Regions from separate parts of the Homo sapiens genome. Here region 1 is linked to region 2. Evidence: chromatin loops called from intact Hi-C (ENCODE). Cell type or tissue: IMR-90. All regions are shown on one strand. Each heading gives the region's core, and the rest is flanking DNA. Links, peaks and the distances in the headings are about the cores only.

The links. A loop is a pair of places that touch in the nucleus more often than their neighbours do. Peaks named below come from ENCODE experiments on the same cell type or tissue, not always from the same donor. Only the 100,000 strongest peaks of a DNase experiment are listed, where the experiment ranks them.
Region 1: it touches region 2 in a loop (5-fold over the local background); 2 of 110 quality-filtered maps call a loop at or near these places.

The regions. Positions count from the first base shown.
Region 1 is chr9:33,521,842-33,524,731 of GRCh38, forward strand. ANKRD18B (ankyrin repeat domain 18B) reads left to right here and starts at 2,410. Exons shown (of 19, transcript NM_001393611.1): 1 at 2,410-2,854. The coding sequence starts at 2,649. RefSeq lists an enhancer at 1,777-1,826. In IMR-90, for the core only: CTCF peaks have their summits at 1,657 and 2,358; a DNase peak (open chromatin) is centred at 2,370; H3K4me3 peaks cover 1,460 bases; H3K27ac peaks cover 1,336 bases.
Region 2 is chr9:33,622,753-33,625,666 of GRCh38, forward strand. It overlaps the pseudogene ANXA2P2. Among named protein-coding and RNA genes, the nearest start is that of PTENP1-AS, 53 kb to the right of the region's middle. RefSeq lists an enhancer at 1,315-1,814. In IMR-90, for the core only: a CTCF peak has its summit at 1,405 (motif pointing right); a DNase peak (open chromatin) is centred at 1,419.

The DNA.
Region 1 (2,890 bases), core at 391-2,890, 100 kb before region 2:
CCTCTTTAATGGCTGAATAATATTCTATTATTTATGTATCATATTTTGTGTATCCATTCATTTGTTGATGGACACGGGTTGTCTCTGCCTTTTGGCTATAACAAATAATGCTGCAATTAACTTCGGTGTAAAAATATCTGTTCCAGACCCTGCTGCCAATTTTTTGTGTGTGAATAATGCCTAGGAGTGGAATTTCTGGTTCTCCGTGTGATTCTGTGAGGAACCACCAAATTGTTTTCCACAGCAAGTGCATCATTTTCTATTCCTAGCAGCCAGTTCACGAGGGCTCCAATTTCTCCACCTCCTTAGCAACATTTATTTTCTGTGTCGTTGTTATGAAAGCCTTACTAGTGGATGCAAAGTGGCATCTCATTTTGGTTTTGTCTTGCATTTTATTAATGAATAACAAATAATCGCTTTTGATTACTAATTCAGTCTCCTAGGTTATAGGTCTATTCAGATTTTCTCTTTTTTCTGGAGCCACTTTGGTAGTTTATGTCTTTCTAGTGATTTGTCCATTTCATCCAGGGCACCTAATTTGTTGTTGGACAGTTGTTCACAGTATACTCCTGTAATCCTTTTGTATTTCTGTAAAGTTGGTAGTAATGGCTCTGCTTTCATTTATTATTTTAATAATTAGTCTTCCATCTTTTGCTCAGTCAATATAGTGAAAGGCTTGATCTTTCAAAGAATCTATGTTTATTTATTCTACTGCTCTCCAACCTTTTATTTTATTGATTTATGCTCTAATTATGCTCTTTATTATTTCTTTCCTTCTGCTAGCTTTGGATTTAGTCTTTTTTTGTTTTCTTCCACTGCCTTTAGGTATAGAGTGCGGATATTGATTTGAGATTTTTTCTTAAAATGTAGTTGTTTATATCCATACATTTTCCTTTGAACTCTACTTTCACTGCATTCAATAAGTTTTGGTATGTTTTGTTTTTATTTTAATTTGTCTCAAGATATTTTATAATTTTGCTTGTAATTTATTTTTTCACTCACTGGTAGTTGAAGACTGTATTGTTTAATTTCCACATTTTCATGAATTTTCCAGTTTTCACTTATTTATCTGTTGTTTCTTCCATTGTGGTTGTAAATTATATTTTGTATGATTTCAAACTTTTAAAAATGATTAGGACATATTTTGTGGATGAAGATATGGCCTATCCTAGAGAAAGTTCCACATAACTTGAAAAGAATGTATATTCTGCTGTTGTTGGGATGGACTGTTCTGTATATGTGTATTAGCTCTCAGTGGCTTCTACTGTTGTTTAAGTCTTGTATTTCTCATGAAGCTTCTGTCTGGTTTTTCTATCCATTAATTAAAATGAGGTATTGAAGTGTCCAACTGTGACTATAGAACTGTGGGTTTATCCTTTCAATCCTGTTAATTATTTCAGCTTTACTGAGGTGTAATAGAGAAATAAAAATTGTACATGTGATGCGTTTATATGCACATTCTGAAATGATTACCAAAATGAAGTCAATGAACATGTTAATTACCTCACAGAATAGTTACCTTTTCGTGTGCATGCGTGGGATAAGAAAACTTAACTCTATCCCCTGTGACTGCAGAGTGGCCATTTCAGCTGCTCCAGGCTCAGGCAGAGGAAGACCAGGGCAGGTGGCACCACCAGGGGGGCCCTCAGGCCTGGCGCGCACGCATTCCAGAGGCCACCCAGACCATGCTCCGCTGCCTGGGCGCCCAAGCTGCAGTCGCCCTCTGTGTGCAGGCAGCAGCCTCTAGGCAACTCCTGGGCCCGCCCGCACTCCCCACATCTCGGAAGCAGGGCCAGATGTCCCTGTGGCTGCGGCCGAGCCAGGCGGTCTGCCCTGCAGCAGCTGCACGGGGGCGGGAACCGGCCCTCAGCCCCATCCCCGGTGGCTGCAGAGGGCCCCTGGCTAGAGGTCTCGAGCTCTGGCAGAGGAGGAGCCGGGAGGGGGCAGGGTCTGGCGGGCTCTCAGGCCAGGGGCACCCGCGATCCAGAGGCCGCCCAGGCCATGCTCCACCACCTGGGCGCCCAGCTACAGGCGCCGGGCAACTCCCAAGCTGGCTGGCGCGCCCAGCCTCGCAGAACCGGGGCTAGATGTCGCCGTGGCTGCGGCCAAGCCAGGCGGTCTGCCCGGCGGCGGCTGCACCGGGGCAGGAACCGACCCTCAGCCCCATCCCCGCGGACGGTCCCTGGAGCGGCCCCGATCTCTCTTCGGAGAAGAGGGGCGGGAGTCACGGCCAGGCGGGAAGGGATGCGCGCCTGAGATTCCGGAACGTCCCGCGCCAGCCCAGGAGAACCCGCAAGCCAGCGGCGCCTGAGCCCGAGCTGCAGTCACCCTCTGCGGGCCACGCGAGCTCGAGGGCGCCTTCCGGAGTCCGGGCTGGCGCTGAGCTGTAGGCGCGCGCCTAACCGCTTTACTGGGCTCACTCTATCGAGAGGTCGGAGGCTGCGAGTGTCGCTGCTGAAGGCTGTAGTGGACCGGGCTGGATCGCGGATTCTGAGCTACATCGCGGGTTTGGGGGTGCATCTTGGATTTAGGGGTGGATCGCTGGGTGGGGAGGGGGATCTCGAATTTGGAGCTGGGTGGGGGTGGAAAGGCCACGAGGAGCCGCGGCGTCTCAGGAGCGGGTGGTGGGCATCTGAGAAGTCGCCACCATGAGGAAGCTCCTCAGTTTTGGGAGACGCCTGGGCCAGGCGCTCCTGAGCTCCATGGACCAAGAGTATGCGGGTCGGGGGTACCACATTCGGGACTGGGAACTGCGGAAGATCCACAGGGCGGCCATCAAGGGCGACGCCGCAGAGGTGGAGCACTGCCTGACGCGCAGGTTCCGGGACTTGGACGTCCGCGACAGAAAAGACAGGTAGCGGGGGCTCAGCCCTCGGTGGGAGGGGGCCCC
Region 2 (2,914 bases), core at 209-2,708:
AACATAAAGCTTAACAGGAGACACTGAGGTTTTCAACATTTGACTTCTGTAGTAATCAGATTCGTGGCTGTGTATCTGTGTATTTAATCACCCTGGTCACAAAGTGAAGAAATAATGGACTGTGCAGGGAAGACAAAATGTTACCTCTTCCCTCTTAGGGTTTTTCGGCTGGGCCTGAGAATGGAACAGATTAACAGGAGGAAAGCATACACATGTATTTAATATAAGTTTTACATCACATGAAAGGCCCCATAATTAAAGGAAGACCTGAATATGCAGTTAGAATTCAATACTCATATACTCAGTTGGGCAAAGAGTCATACATTGTGGAAAGGTGAAAAAGGGGCTTGGGCTAGGGTTGCTGGTTGAATGGCAAAGTGACTAGGAAGGTGAGGGTTAGTTTAACAAGCTTTTTTGGTATAGATTCCTTGGCCTCAACATCATCCCCTCCTACCCTTCATGTTAAGAATGTTCTTTCTTTCTGGTATAGATAAGACATCTTTTATATGGGAGGCTTATTCCATTTTTCAAGAAGAAAAGGGGAAGGGTCAGAGTACTCTTATACCTGCTATTGTCTTTAATGACTCTAGCTCAAAATAATCCTTATGCCAAAGTGGCATATTTTGGGCGGAGGGTTGGGGGCTTATGCTGCCACCCTCCAGCAGTGTGGACAGAGTTGATGCGGAGAAAAAAGTTAGCTCAGGCAAGCAGTAGTTTAGCTGGGATAATGATGATGGTGTTAGAAATATGGGGAAAATGAGACATTTAAAAGGAAGAAAATCAAAGGACTTGGCAATTGATTAGACATGAGCAGCAATATGCAGGGGGTGGGGGGTGGTGATTAAGAGACTGCGACAGACAGACAAATAAGGAGGACCAAGTGGGAAGAAGATCAAGATTTACTTTGAGATTGGGAGTGCCTTTGGGACAGTAATCTAAACAAGAATATGCAGGGAGCAGTTGGATGTACAAGTCATGGACTCAGAAAATGGATCTGGATAAGAAGTACACCTTTGGGACATTTAGCATCACTGGAAGAATGAAAGTGCCTCCAATCCCTTGATATAGAGTTTACAATGAAAAAAGCAGAGAACATAGGATAGAGATTTAGGCAGCACACCTGCCTTGGGGGACTATAAAAGGTTGAGGGAGGCAAAATGCACTGATAAACCACCATCGGCATTAGACTAATGGCTGAGTAATTGTGTAAGTAATTGCTAGTAATAATGCTGTGGAGTACGTGCCTGGTACCACACCAAGTGCTGCTTTTTTCTTAATTCCGCTCTGATACTTGGGATGCCTCCCTGCTGCCTCGCTGCGGGGCGGGCCACTCCCCACCCAGGCAGGCCGAGGCAGAGCTCAGCGGGCATCGGATGAATTCGCCCCTTTGACCACTAGAGGGTGATGTGGATCTTTCTGTAAAATATCTGCTGCTCATCAAGTGCGGACTCAAGAGCTTCACCTGTGTTCAGCATTTGGGGACGCTCTCAGCTCTCGGCGCACGGCCCAGCTTCCTTCAAAATGTCTACTGTTCACGAAATCCTGTGCAAGCTCAGCTTGGAGGGTGATCACTCTACACCCCCAAGTGCATATGGGTCTGTCAAAGCCTACACTAACTTTGATGCTGAGCGGGATGCTTTGAACATTGAAACAGCCATCAAGACCAAAGGTGTGGATGAGGTCACCATTGTCAACATTGTGACCAACCGCGACAATGCACAGAGACAGGATATTGTCTTCTCCTACCAGAGAAGGACCAAAAAGGAACTTGCATCAGCACTGAAGTCAGCCTTATCTGGCCACCTGGAGACGGTGATTTTGGGCCTATTGAAGACACCTGCTCAGTATGACGCTTCTGAGCTAAAAGCTTCCATGAAGGGGCTAGGAACCGACGAGGACTCTCTCATTGAGATCATCTGCTCCAGAACCAACCAGGAGCTGCAGGAAATTAACAGAGTCTACAAGGAAATGTACAAGACTGATCTGGAGAAGGACATTATTTCGGACACATCTGGTGACTTCCGCAAGCTGATGGTTGCCCTGGCAAAGGGTAGAAGAGCAGAGGATGGCTCTGTCATTGATTATGAACTGATTGACCAAGATGCCCAGGATCTCTATGACGCTGGAGTGAAGAGGAAAGGAACTGATGTTCCCAAGTGGATCAGCATCATGACCGAGCGGAGCGTGCCCCACCTCCAGAAAGTATTTGATAGGTACAAGAGTTACAGCCCTTATGACATGTTGGAAAGCATCAGGAAAGAGGTTAAAGGAGACCTGGAAAATGCTTTCCTGAACCTGGTCCAGCGCATTCAGAACAAGCCCTTGTATTTTGCTGATCAGCTGTACGACTCCATGAAGGGCAAGGGGACGCGAGATAAGGTCCTGATCAGAATCATGGTCTCCCGCAGTGAAGTGGACATGTTGAAAATTAGGTCTGAATTCAAGAGAAAGTACGGCAAGTCCCTGTACTATTACATCCAGCAAGACACTAAGGGCGACTACCAGAAAGCGCTGCTGTACCTGTGTGGTGGAGACGACTGAAGCCCGACACAGCCTGAGCGTCCAGAAATGGTGCTCACCATGCTTCCAGCTAACAGGTCTACTAAACATACAAAAGTTTAGCCGGGCGTGGTGGCGCTCGCCTGTAGTCCCAGCTAGTCCGGAGGCTGAGGCAGGAGAATGGCTTGAACCCGGAAGGCAGAGGTTACAGTGAGCCGAGATCATGCCACTGCACTCCAGCCTGGGCAACAGAGCTAGACTCTGTCTCTAAATAAATAAATAAATGTAAGGGGCGCGGTGGCTCACGCCTGTAATCCCAGCACTTTGGGAGGCCGAGGTGGGCGGATCACCTGAGGTCAGGAGTTCAAGACCAGCCTGGCCAACATGGTGAAACCCCGTCTCTACCAAAAACACA